3 separate regions of the Homo sapiens genome follow, and regions 1 and 3 are each linked to region 2. Evidence: chromatin contacts called from ENCODE Hi-C or POLR2A ChIA-PET data. All regions are on one chromosome and are shown on one strand. The core of a region is the stretch at or near the end of the contact, and the rest is flanking DNA. Distances in the headings are between cores, read along the strand shown. Region 1 overlaps LARGE1 (LARGE xylosyl- and glucuronyltransferase 1). Region 2 holds the start of LARGE-AS1 (LARGE antisense RNA 1). Region 3 overlaps LARGE1 (LARGE xylosyl- and glucuronyltransferase 1).

Region 1 (4,097 bases), core at 644-3,143, 120 kb after region 2:
TCTTTCTTCAGGTCTAGACCCACCCATTCAGCAGCAGCACTGGCTTTGCCACCCCTGACTTCAGCTTGGTTGCCCAATCCCAGACTCACTGTCCTCCTCCAAGGTGCCTTTCTCATTGTATTCCCTGTCCTGGAGCCATTGCCGCTGACCCAGGAACCCCAGTGTTGCCTTCTGCTCCTCCCTCTTTTTTTTCTCATATCTAATATCTGTTCTCCTGAAATCCTCTAGATCCAGCTTCCTTGTTGCTCTTCCTGGGATAGACACTTTTTTTTTTTTTTTTTTTTTTTGAGATGCAGTTTTGCTCTTGTTGCCCAGGCTGGAGTGCAATGGCACGATCTTGGCTCACAGCAACCTCTGCCTCCCAGGTTCAAGTGCTGCTCCTGCCTCAACCTCCCAAGTAGCTGGAATTACAGGCATCTGCCACCACGCCTGGCTAATTTTGTATTTTTAGTAGAGACAGGGTTTCGCCATGTTGGTCAGGCTGGACTCAAACTCGTGACCTCAGGTGATCCGCCCACCTCGGCCTCCCAAAGTGCTAGGATTACGGGTATGAGCCACGGCACCTGGCCAACACTGTCTTAATCGGATTCTCATTTCACATCCACCAAGTCTAATGATCTCCTAAATGACATGTCTACATCTGTTCCCCTCATCTCCCATCTATCCATTCAGTTCATTGATTCAACTCCTACTCTCTTCTAGGCACTGTGCTGTAGATCATGGGCCTGTCTATTTGAATGTATCTGATGTGATCCTTGAGCTTGCTGAGCTCACATGGGGGGTGTAGACAAGTAGACAGGCAACCACTACATAAGGATGAGTAGGCCGGTACGTATGGCTGGGATAACAGTTAGGAAGGACCCCTGACCTAGATGTGGGTAGTCAGGAAAGGATCCTAGGAGCAAATGATGGCGGTCCTAAGGCAGACTAAGAGATAACCAAGTGCTGAATGTGGAGGTGCAGGGTGGGCAAGACTGTGAGCTCCATGACAGCAGGGGCAGTGTGGGTATGTCTGACTCACCACTGTGTCCCCAGCATCCAGCTCATCCCCTGACAAATAGGGTGTACTCAGTGAGGATTTATTGAATGAGCAACTGCGGGACAGATGCCTGCAGAGCAAGCTAAATATGATAAGGCCCAGGGTGGAGAGAGAGCACGGGGTAGGGGGCGGGAAACTGAGAGATGGTCTGTATGTCTGGAACATAGGACAGGTGTGGGGAGTGACCATGCCGACGGCCGAGAGCTAAAAGGCCAGTCATCCTGCCCCCCACACCTCCCTGAAGTCTAGTCTGTTAATTTTTATTTTATTTTATTTTATTTCATTTTATTTTATTTATTTATTTTGTGATGGGGTCTCGCTCCATCACCCAGGCTGGAGTGCAGTCGTGCAATCTCGGCTCACTGCAACCTCCACCACCCAGATTCAAGCAATTTTCCTGCCTCAGCCTCCCAAGTAGCTGGGACTACAGGCATGTGCCACCACACCAGGCTAATTTTTTGTGTTTTTAGTAGAGATGGGGTTTCACTGTGTTACCCAGGATGGTCTCGATCTCCTGATCTCATTATCTACCCACCTTGGCCTCCCAAAGTGCTGGGATTACAGGCGTGAGCCGCCGTGCCCTGTCCAAACTGTTTTAATTAAACTTTCATTGCATTCTCATGTCCTTCTCTGCTCCAACCCTGGAGCCCTACTAAGCCCCTCCGCCCCCGGCCCCCACTCCTAATACACCCTGGGCCCAGCCTTTGTCTGTTGCTCTCCTCAGATTGCATCCCCTCTGCCTTCTTCTCTTGTCAAAGTCCTGCATTTCCCTTTAGGGCACAGCTTCCCTCTCCTCTTACACGTCCTTCTGACCCTGTCAGAATTGGCTGCTGCTCTTACTCCCGTGGAACTTTGTGTTCTTTTGTAGTCCTTATCACATTCCGCCCCGTGCTTATATTTAACTGCGCTCGTCTGTCTCTGAGCAGTATGAGCTCTTTGAGGTCAGCGGGCCGGGTCATTCTCATCTTTGTATTTCCCACAGTGCTTTATTTCTAGTAGGTACTCATTCATGGCATTACGCTTTATGTCATTATTTGTAGTAGCACAATAGTATTTATGCTAGTAGTTCTTGACTGACGTATTGCTTTGTATCTAGCCAGTAGGGCGCATCTGCTATTGATTATTATCCCATGTTTATTTTTGATGTGCCGTATTTTGCACTTCTTATTTTATTTAATCAACACAGCAGCCTGATGAGAAGGTCTTTCTCCACATTTTCCAGAATGTAGAAATAGCAGTGCAGAGGGGTAAGTGACATGCTCAAGATTCCCACTCATACATTTCAGACCTGGGTTTGGAACCTGTTTCCATTTAACTCCGGAAGTTTTGCCCTTGCGTAATGCTCCTTGGTATTTCGGGTGCTGCCTCAGTAAAAGCAACATCAGACATCTCAGCTCCTAACTGAAAGTGTTCAGGGCATAATGAAGTTGTTTGCCACCAGAATCTGATTTTATTATCAAAAGTATTAAAGTAACCGCTTGGTTGGCACAGAATCCACTTTGGTCTGAGTTCTGGCCACCAAAGCTTTCAGTAGAGGCTGGAGGCCATTGGCTTAGTATACAACCTGGAAGTGGTCTATTTCAGATGAACAAAAGCTATAGAAATATTAAAAGTGAGGACAGGCTGTTACTGGGTGATGGGAGCTCCCGATGACTCCATCTTAAAGCCTGGTTTTCTTTTGGAGAGGAACAAGCAGAAGACAGAACTTACACTGTGCTATTGGAGAAGTCTCTTGCCAGCCGCCTGCAGCCAGTCTAAAAAACTTACACTACATTGTTGTGTTTCTGCGTTAAGGCTGATAAGTCAGATATAAAGGTTGACCAAATTGTTAACACATGCTCTACTTACGGCTTTCAGAAAAAAATGAATCCTAATAACAGGTATGGCGTTTGGCCTGAATTGGGTGTCAGTAGTGATTGGTGGTTGGTTGTCACTTCTCTGAGTCACAGAGGTTGGGTGAGATGACTTCTCTCCTTTTCAGCTCCTGCAGCCTCACCAGTGAGCACTGTTTTCGTAACATTCCAGATTTACTTTCACAATTGCCGTTAGAAACGTGCCCCACCGTAGGAACTGTGAAGAGTGTGTTTTTGCAGCTGTAATTCAAAGAGCCGTACCTCTCCACCTGACCCTTCCTTCTCACACTCCCCACAGACGGAACCCTCTGCACTTCCACCTTATTGCTGACTCCATTGCGGAGCAGATCCTGGCCACGCTCTTCCAGACCTGGATGGTGCCCGCTGTGCGTGTGGACTTCTACAATGCAGACGAGCTCAAGGTATGGGCAGGAGGGGAGGCACTTCCGTGATCTCCTCTAGCTGGAAGCGTTATTACTTGTGGTTGAGCAGACTGTAGCAATGCCAGAAATCTCAGCTCCTAACTGAAAATGTGTAGGGCGTAAGGAAGTTGTTTGCCAGCAGAATCTGATTTTATTATCGAAGTATTAAAGTAACCCCTTTGAGTGCACAAAATCCACTTTGGTCTGTGAGTTTTGACCACCAAGGCTTTCTGGAGACGCTGGAGAGCATTGGCCTGGTGTATAATCTGAAAGTGGTCTATGGTAGCTGTCATCTAGAGAGTTCCATTACCCAGTGAAGTAAAGGCTGAACTCAGACCCCCATGGGCTGGGGTTTAAATTTGCCTGTTGTCACTTACTGATCAAAAGACACAAAGTAAACCACGCATCTCTGCTGGACCTGTTTTCTCATCAGTAGAAAAGGTGGATGAAATACCAAACTCATGGGGATAATTAAGAGGCTCAAATGAGAGAATATATTTGAATGTGCTTTAAAAAGACACTGCTGAATAAATATTAAAGGTTATGTCAGGCTGGAGGGGTTTCAACCAAATGAAACCTTTTTGGTCATCTCTTCCCCTTACAATTTTTTTGTGGTGCCATTTTGCTTGCATCGTGTTGAGACCCACAGCCCGATTAAGAAGTCCTGTATATTCTGGCTCTTGATTCTACTTCCAGTCTTGTCACTGGCATTCCCGTAAACCTTCGCTATTCCTTTAACTCTAAGTAGCAGAGCACACCTCTGGTTCCCTTTGCCCCCTCTTC
Region 2 (4,110 bases), core at 1,515-4,014:
AGCCAGTATATTTGTGATATCACGTGTATCATGTGATTCTTCTGGGTCTTACTTTCTGCATCTATAAGATGGACATGATAATAATACTTTCCAGACCAAGAAGATAAACAGACATACATTTGTATTCTTCCTCAAGCAAATGTGAATTTGTGCTAGATCACCTTCCTCTTAAACGACATTCCTGGTGGGGATTGAAGCCACAGGGCTCTAGTAAGCTACATCTCTCTCCACGTTCTGTTTTCCATCTTCACTGACATTGCTGTAGGGTGGTGAGAGAAACAGGGCATTAGATACACTCTTTTACTTTATTTGGTTTAGCAAAATATTAGCACCTTTATGGGTCTTGGTTCCTCATTGCGATATATACAAGAGTAATACCTACTACCTCCTTTAATGAGAGAATTGAATCAGATGGTGAATGGATCACCCTCTGTTCAGTGCCCAGCCCCAAACAGATGCTAATTAAATGGCTTAATCAAACCAGCTCAGGCTGTTACTGGATGTCATCCCTTGGCACAGTCTGACATTTCTTGATTCTTGTTAACAGCCCTATAACAATATTGTCATAAGAAATAGAAAACATCATTTTCTTTAGGGACCAATTTGGAGCCCATCCATAACTGTCTTCCAGCTCCTCCTGGCTTCCCCCTGTCACCTTGACCTTCAGGGAGCCTTGTTTCTGCTGCCGGCATTGACCCATCCGTGCTAGCCATGACAGACTGATTCTCCCTACCCGGCTTTTCCAAATCTACTCACATCTCATCTCAAAACCTCTTTCTCTCATCCATATTGCCTTGCTTTCTCATTCCTTTGCCATTTAGTAGGTAATGATTTCTATTAAGATGATCATCAGGATTTATTGAGCAGAGAGGTAGATATTGACACTGACTGGGAGGCATGATCCGAGTGGGGAGGGAATTCTGTCCCTGCACCCCAATTCCCCCAGTCTTGCCTGCTGCTTATAAAGTTAGCTGGAGTCCCAGTGTAGTGCCCCATCTGTGCAGTAGGGAAATTGCCCACCTTGGGGCTGGCCAAGTAATGGAAGCTTCACAAATACACCATATTAAAAAGGACTTTGCACATCTGGCATTAGAATATTTCCAGCCCTGGCTCAGTGCTTGGCACAGGTGGCTGTTCACAGATATTTTTAGAAGCAAGGAAAGGAGGAGGGGAGGAGTATATCATAAGACATTTGGCATCTCCTGCCTTTGCTGAGTAAAGGGGAAGGAATTTAGGATTTGTACGGTGAATATTGCCACGTGTTTACGAGTATTTATATAATGCTAATATTTCAGTTGCAGGGAAAAACTTGTCCTGAAGATGTTAAAGCTGGAAGTCAGTGATCTTCTACACCTCCTGGAATTTTATAGCTGTGTGCTCTCAGGTTTAGAGTCAGGAGGGGAAGGCCCAGGGCCATGTGTCATTTCTTGGCAGAGCTTGGCTTAGGACTACTTTTCATCCATTCCCTGTTCTTTTCCATATTTCCCAGTTTTCCCATTTTTGTCTCAATCTGTCTGCCTGTCTGTTGCACTCTACCCATCTACTTATTTACCTGTCGGCTTCCACTGTGCTCTAGAATGTTGCCCACTGTGATCTTTTGGGCAAGTTAATGTCTCAGGGCCCAGTTTCCTCAACTGGAAAAAAAAAAAAAAAAGAGTAGCTGTGAAAATAAATAGTGATTTATAAGCGCTAGATTTTGGGGGCTGGAGAATCCTTCCTTATGGGGGGCAGGGAGGCTGTCTTGTGAACTGTATGACATTTTGCAGCTTTCCGAACCTACTATGTACCAGCAGCATCTCTCCCCTGATTTGTGACTCCAAAAGTGTCTCCAGACATTGCCAAATGTCTCCGCGGCAGGGGGGCAAATTGCCCTTGGCTGAAAAGTACTGGCACAGAGTAAGCAATTATTAAATATTGTTTTAAAAAAAACACTGTCATTATGACTATTCTGCAGTTATTTAATTTATCTGAAAAGTGTTCATTTGGTGCTTACTGTATATACTGCAGAGCTCTGAGCCGTGAGAGGCAAGTGGAAAATGTAAGCCTGATGTTCTTGCTTTCTAGGAGATTACGATGCGGTTCACAGTCACACACCTGTGGATGGGCTTCCGAGGGGGCTTTGAACGTTTTGTTTCAACCTAAATTTAGCAAAAGGACAATTGTGAGGCTTGAGAGGCATGTCTGCATGCTCCCAGACCTTCTCTTTGGGTTCGTGGTCCTCCCCTACCCTGCCCCTTTTGATTACCAGTGAATGCAGCAGTGGTGACAGGTAAATGACCTTGTTGGTTGGTCCTCTAGTTCCTGATGAACCCTCAACTGGGAGGGACTGTCTGTGAATCAGAGCAGCTGGCTCTTTGAAAAGAAAGGCACTATTGCACAGTTGCTGCTGCTGACCCTTGCATTCAGAATACCGGCCGAGGCCAATGGGCAGGTCACCACCCTGTCGCCTCTGTGCTCCTGCCTCCCAGACCACATCCTGGGATTCTTCCCTCGCCCCATGCAGTAGCAGAAGGGTGTCACAAAGCGACTCTGCTCAGACCCACCATCAGACCTGACCGCTGGCCTTTCCAGAGCTTCCAGAGCCACTCAGCCCTGCCCTCCTGGCTCTGCCTCCCGCGGCCCCCACCCTTGTGTCTTCTCTTACTCACCTCACACACACCTGCTCTCCTCACTGTGCGCACTGCCCTGGCCCCGCTTCTGGGAATGCTCTTTCCATGGATCCCTTGTAGCCCCTTTACTTCCTGCAGGTCTTTGTTTACACTTCACCTTGTGAGAGAGGGCCCTTTATGAAGTCAGAATCAGAACCCTCCTCCTCCCACCCCACCTTTCCTTCCTTTATTTCCTTCACAACTCTGATCACTGCCTGATGCCTCCACTGTATTTGCTGGCTGTTGAGACTGTCTCTTTTCTATGTTCTCCCGCTGGACTGTAAACTCCCTGAGGGCAGGTGATTGGTTGGTCATGTTCAGTACACTTAGAAGTGCCCAGCTTGTCCCAGACACTCAGTAATAATTGCCGAATGAATGAATGGATGAATAAATGAATGAGCCAAGGGAGAAGAAGTTACCATGACTGTTACAAAGTTGATAAATGCATGCAGAGCCTTTGTTCACCATTTTCTGGGAGGAATGGGTCTCCCGTACCATAGCCTGTGGGCATGGCTGGGTGGAGTTTGGTCTACATTATATCAACTCTTCCCTTCTCTATCTGGAGATAATTCTCTCCTGGGTAATGAGCCTACTGGAGCATACAGATGAGGGCACGAAGGTGACCCTTATAGAACTGTGGCTGAGAGCCAGGGATTCCCACTTCCACCTCCACCCCCATAGCATCATCAGTCTAGTCAAGAAAGACCCGTGGTCTTTGTATTATGGGACTTAGTCCTTCATTGTCCCTGTGGCTCTGCTTTTCACCCCTGTCTCATGCTCTCCTCCTTCACCCTTCCCATCTGATGTGTGCTGAATTGTTAGGAGAACAGCAAAAATGCATTCCTTTGCTGACACTTCTCTACCTGTGGTTGTCTTCCACTCTGCGTCATGTGCCGTATCCGCCTGTCACCCCGGCACACTGTCAGCCACGCAGCCTCTCGTTCCCTGTGTTTCCTTGCACACTCGTGCTCTGCTGGCCTCTGTCACTCTCACTGGGCGTCCTGCCTGCCTTCCCACCCCCTGCACGTGTCCCTGTTGGCACTTCCCTATTCACACTCTCCTCTCCACCAAGCTTCCTTTGACGCTTCCTCTTTCAAGCTGTGCAGCCTTCTTCAGCTGACAGTTCAGCATCGTTCCATTTCTGAAGCAGGGAATTGGTTTGGTGGGCACTAGCTCCAAGTTTGCCTTTGTGGTATTTCTAGCCTCCTTCATTCTCTTTCCTGTTTTGGCTGCAACCAAAGGCTGGGCTCAGTGATGAATCGCAATTGGGTTTGGTGGCCCAGCCGGGCCCTTCTCAGGTTAAGGGTGGTATAGGGAGTTGTGTGAATGAATGAGGTCCCGCAGAGAGACCATCACACATGGGTAGAGGGGGAAAAAAGGGGGGCTCAGAATGCCTGTGTGGATGGCAGTCTCCTGAAATACAGGAGTTTTTCTCTCTAAGGTACACCACAAATTTTATCTT
Region 3 (4,140 bases), core at 896-3,395, 66 kb after region 2:
AGTGAGAAAAGGATAGTTTTCAACATACTCAGTATGATGAATGCAAAATAAAATTGAAAATCTTTGCTAAAAAATCATCCCATGTGGGTCTTCTGATTTGAACAAGATTTTAGCTACAAAAAAAAAAATCAAACCTCATTAAAAATTTTTACTGTAAAATATGATTCTTAGCACGTGTGATTCGCCTCACTCTTGGAACATTTTAGTGGGATTTTATAAGGGCTATGAATATTTCATATCAAATAACACATTTATTGCAAAGGTTTTAAAAAATTAAATCAGTGGAAAAAACACTTATGAAATCTTTCATCTTGAGTGCTGCTAAAGAGAAAATTAAGAAATTCTATAGTATTTCTGCATTTGATTTTATAGTAAATAGCCACATTGAGGACACTCAGTTGATGCTTTGCAAAGGATAAAATCGTTATGGTTGTTTAGCTTTTAGTTTTGATGAATCTACCAACAAAGGGGATTGTGTCCAACTATTGCATATGTATGAAATAGGACTCAAGAAACTGGGGAAGGAGAAAGGATGCTTTCTCAGACTCAACCATTGGAGACCGTCACTAACGCTGGTGATGCCTTCAAGGCTGTGTAAAAGTGATTGAAGTTTAGGGGCTAACTGGGGGCAGAGGCTCTTCAAAGATGACTGGAATGTGAATTTATTGTGCTCTCACACACAGATCAATTGTCAGGATTTGCGGTGAATATCTATTCACCTTTTCTAGTATACACTGTTATCATTACCCTCCAATGACGGTTTTCTAAACCACCTGGTGATCTAAGAGAAGACCTTCACTCTGCTGTCAAGTCCTTCCATTTTTCTAGGAAACAGAGCACTAAATACATTATCTTTTTTGGCCTTGGTTGGTGACGATTTGAATGCTACTAACAAAGCCCTTTTGTCCATACTCAGACTCCTTGAGTATATGACGGGCCAGTTATAGAAGCAGGAAGACATGGTTGCCCCACCATGGTAACAGCAGTTCAAAGACCAACTGCCTCCAACTTTCAAAACTTAGCATATTTGGCAAAAAAAAAAAAAAAAAACACACACACACACACACACAACAAAACATTTGAAGCTTTGAAATCATTGAACCTGAAGTTTCAAAAGACAAAAACTGGTATCATTGCTCGTTAGAACACACTTCAAGCATTTGTAGTCTAAACCCAGGTATAGGTACAGCAAATTGGTGCTAAAAATGTCTTCATTTTCTTGACTTAATGAAGCTCTTTAAGCTAACGTTCTTGGAAATGATTTTATGGAAGACAAAAGTCAGATCTCATTCAGCCTATTATGGTGCAGTGAATCCAGGCCTCTTTCCCTGGCACTGTAGTTGCAAATTCTTTTTAGAAGCTAGTGAGGAACTCTCCTTTTTTTTTTTTTTTTTTTAACTGTTCTTCCATCTTTGTCAGAAGATCTGTCTCCAGGGCCTTTGCTGGAACTCAAGTGTGCTTTGGTTGCCAAAGATAACTTCCAGAAAATCACTTAGGGGAATTTTGGGGCAAAACATTCCCTGTGTACCTCATAAAAAGCGAGCAGCCTTTGTGTGTCATCATTGCCATTTTCCTTCCCACAGCAAATCTGATTCCATGCTTTTGAAACTTAAGAAAATGGCTCAGCCTGGACCTGTGTCTTGCTGTGACTTATAAACTGCCTAGAAAAGAAAAGCTGATGACACGTTGGCAGACTCAGCTCTCCTGTGGACATCTCATGATCAAAATTAACTTTTAAGATCAAACTGAGTTTTCTAAATTTTTCTAAAATGACTTTGGCTGCAATATTTAATTTACTTTGAAATATCAAATGATATTAGATATTTGGCATTGAATGAGGGTGTGAAATCTTTATGTTAATTAAAAGGAGGGCATTTTCTAACAAAAATTACAAATTGCTAAATGAATATAGTCTCATATGGAGAATGAAAAATTGAAACATATATTGGAATAAGGTGACCTGTGATTGGTCAAGAGAAAGGAACCAGAAACCGGAGAAGCTGGATAGTCAGGCAGCTGGGCTAGAAGGGAACTGCTTTTGAAGGAGACTGTCTTCCAGGAAGCAGGGCGATGCCGAGGAGCAAAGCAGGCCCTATGCTTGGAGGAGCTACAATACCAGGAAATCATGTGGGTCTGGGTCACATGATGGAAGCTGCTGAGAGAATACAGTAGAGGCTTGTGTAAGGGAAATGGAGTGCAGGGTCAGAGCAATACTATAATTAAGTGTGGCAATGCTAAGACTTCCTTTGAATCTAGAGAGTCTGGGGAAATGCCTCAGCCAGCATTTCTCAACCTTCATTACACATGAGAATCCCATGGGAGTGGCTGTTTTTAAAAATGCTGAAAACCCAAAGGAATATAAATCATTCTGTTACAAAGATACATGCACACATATGTTTATTGCAGCACTATTCCCAATAGCAAAGACTGGAATCAACCCAGATGCCCATCAGTGATAGATTCAATAAAGAAAATATGGTACATATACACCATGGAATACTATGCAGCCATAAAAAGGAATGAGACAATGTCCTTTGCATGAACATGGATGAAGCTGGAAGCCATTATCCTCAGCAGAGTAACACAGGAAAAGAAAACCAAAAATCGCATGTTCTCACTCATAAGTGGAAGCTGAACAATGAGCACATGGACACAAGTAGGGGAACAACACACACTGGGGCCTGTTGGGGAGTTGGCAGGGGAGGGAGAGCATCAGTAAGAGTAGCTAATGGATGCTGGGCTTAATAGCTAAGTGATGGGTTGATCTGTGCAGCAAACCACTGTGGCACATGTTTACCATGTAACAAACCTGCATGTCCTGCACATGTATCCCGGACCGTAAAATTAAATTAAAATTTTTTTTTAAATGCTGATAACTAGACCCCCACCTCCAGAGATGCTATATGAATTCATCTAGGTTGGGACCTGTGCACATTCATATTGTTTCCTAAGTTTTTTAATGGAAGCCCAGATTGAGGACCACTGGCCTGAGGGACCAGGGAATGAAGCAGAAACAACAACCGCAACCACAAATTAGGCTGGACTTGTTCGGAGGGTGTTGAATAGGAGACATTCCGGTTCGGTGCGGAAAGAGCCATTTATCTGGAGCCAGTGAACCTGGGTTCAAGACTCTCCCTCTGCCATTGTTGCTGGGATGACATGGAACTAGTTAAATCATGTGCCTGTTTCTCTTTTTTTTTTTTCATTAGTCAAATGGAAATAGTGAGAATACCCACTTCATGACAGCGTTGCATAAATTAAAATGAGACGATGCAGACACAGCACCCAAGGACATGTACTCAGGGGGAACTGACCAAGTGTTTGTTGAATTTGATGGATGACCTTGAAGTAGATAGAGTTGTTTTTGTGCATTATCAGACTGCAAACGTGGTGGAAATAGGATTGAAGAATGTTATCCGTGGCACCTGCGAGTGAGCTGACAGGAACAGGGAGAAATCAGAGGCAGGGGGACTAGCCCAGGAGACCCACACAATGTTCTAGGACAGGATCCATAATCTATGGCCAAAAAGTATGCCTGATCTGGCCCTCTGCTTGTGTTTGGAAATAAAATTTGACTGGAACACAGCCACAGCCATTTGTTATGTATTTCTATGGCCGCTTTTATGCTACAATGGCAGTCAAGTGCTTGAAGCAGAGATAGCATAGCCTGCGAAGTAAAGCACATTGACTCTCTGGATGTTTACAGAAAAAGTTTGATGACCCCTGTTTTAGGATAAGATTAAGAGGCTTGGCTTCGGATGAGATGTTTGAAATCAAATGGGAAGAGCAAGTGCTTCAAACATCAGGAAGAAAGAATTGGCAGGCTTTAGTGACAGATTGTACGTAGGGAGATTTTGCCATATAAAGGTTAGGGATGTAGTGTCTTTATCACGGGCAGGATGATGCAACCGGACAGCTTTCCTGAAATCTGGCACTAAGTGCAAGAGTTTGCTTTCCTAGACTAGAGAGATCTGGGTCTGTCACCCCTGAAAGGGTCTGAGCCCCCTTCATGGGAGGCCCATCCAGACCCTGGCCCTGCCTGCATTAATGAGTCCCAGTCCTATTCATTTCAAAGTGGTGGATCCCACATGCAGTACCAGATGCCAGCACTCTGGAGAGATCCAGAGATACTCAGCACAT

The links. Hi-C counts contacts between places; a loop is a spot of excess contacts on that map. ChIA-PET counts read pairs that join two places held with the same protein, here RNA polymerase II (POLR2A). Pooled maps may share reads with other maps.
Region 1: a map of heart right ventricle shows a loop between it and region 2 (1.9-fold over the local background). The contact joins the enhancer-like site here to the promoter of LARGE-AS1 in region 2. A Hi-C loop is called at or near these places in 2 of 168 maps with a recorded cell type or tissue (Right ventricle myocardium inferior and heart right ventricle). POLR2A ChIA-PET finds 5 or more read pairs at or near these places in 1 of 52 experiments (K562).
Region 3: a map of heart right ventricle shows a loop between it and region 2 (1.9-fold over the local background). The contact joins the enhancer-like site here to the promoter of LARGE-AS1 in region 2. A Hi-C loop is called at or near these places in 2 of 168 maps with a recorded cell type or tissue (heart right ventricle and sigmoid colon) and 1 of 50 pooled maps. POLR2A ChIA-PET finds 5 or more read pairs at or near these places in 1 of 52 experiments (CD4-positive, alpha-beta T cell).

What each region holds. Positions count from the first base shown.
Region 1 is chr22:33,603,652-33,607,748 of GRCh38, reverse strand. LARGE1 (LARGE xylosyl- and glucuronyltransferase 1) reads left to right here. Exons shown (of 15, transcript NM_133642.5): 5 at 3,191-3,314. Among named protein-coding and RNA genes, the nearest start is that of SNORA50B, 99 kb to the left of the region's middle. Within about 2 kb of position 1,893, at least 3 of the 41 ENCODE cell types and tissues checked have a DNase peak (open chromatin) inside an H3K27ac peak, as active enhancers do; they include heart right ventricle, where a contact is called at or near this core.
Region 2 is chr22:33,723,640-33,727,749 of GRCh38, reverse strand. It overlaps LARGE-AS1 (LARGE antisense RNA 1), which reads right to left and starts at 2,764. Exons shown (of 7, transcript NR_038950.1): 1 at 2,649-2,764; 2 at 1,994-2,138; 3 at 118-259. All of the region lies in intron 2 of LARGE1 (LARGE xylosyl- and glucuronyltransferase 1), which reads left to right.
Region 3 is chr22:33,657,001-33,661,140 of GRCh38, reverse strand. The region is part of intron 2 of LARGE1 (LARGE xylosyl- and glucuronyltransferase 1); the gene reads left to right. Among named protein-coding and RNA genes, the nearest start is that of SNORA50B, 46 kb to the left of the region's middle. Within about 2 kb of position 2,145, at least 10 of the 41 ENCODE cell types and tissues checked have a DNase peak (open chromatin) inside an H3K27ac peak, as active enhancers do; they include heart right ventricle, where a contact is called at or near this core.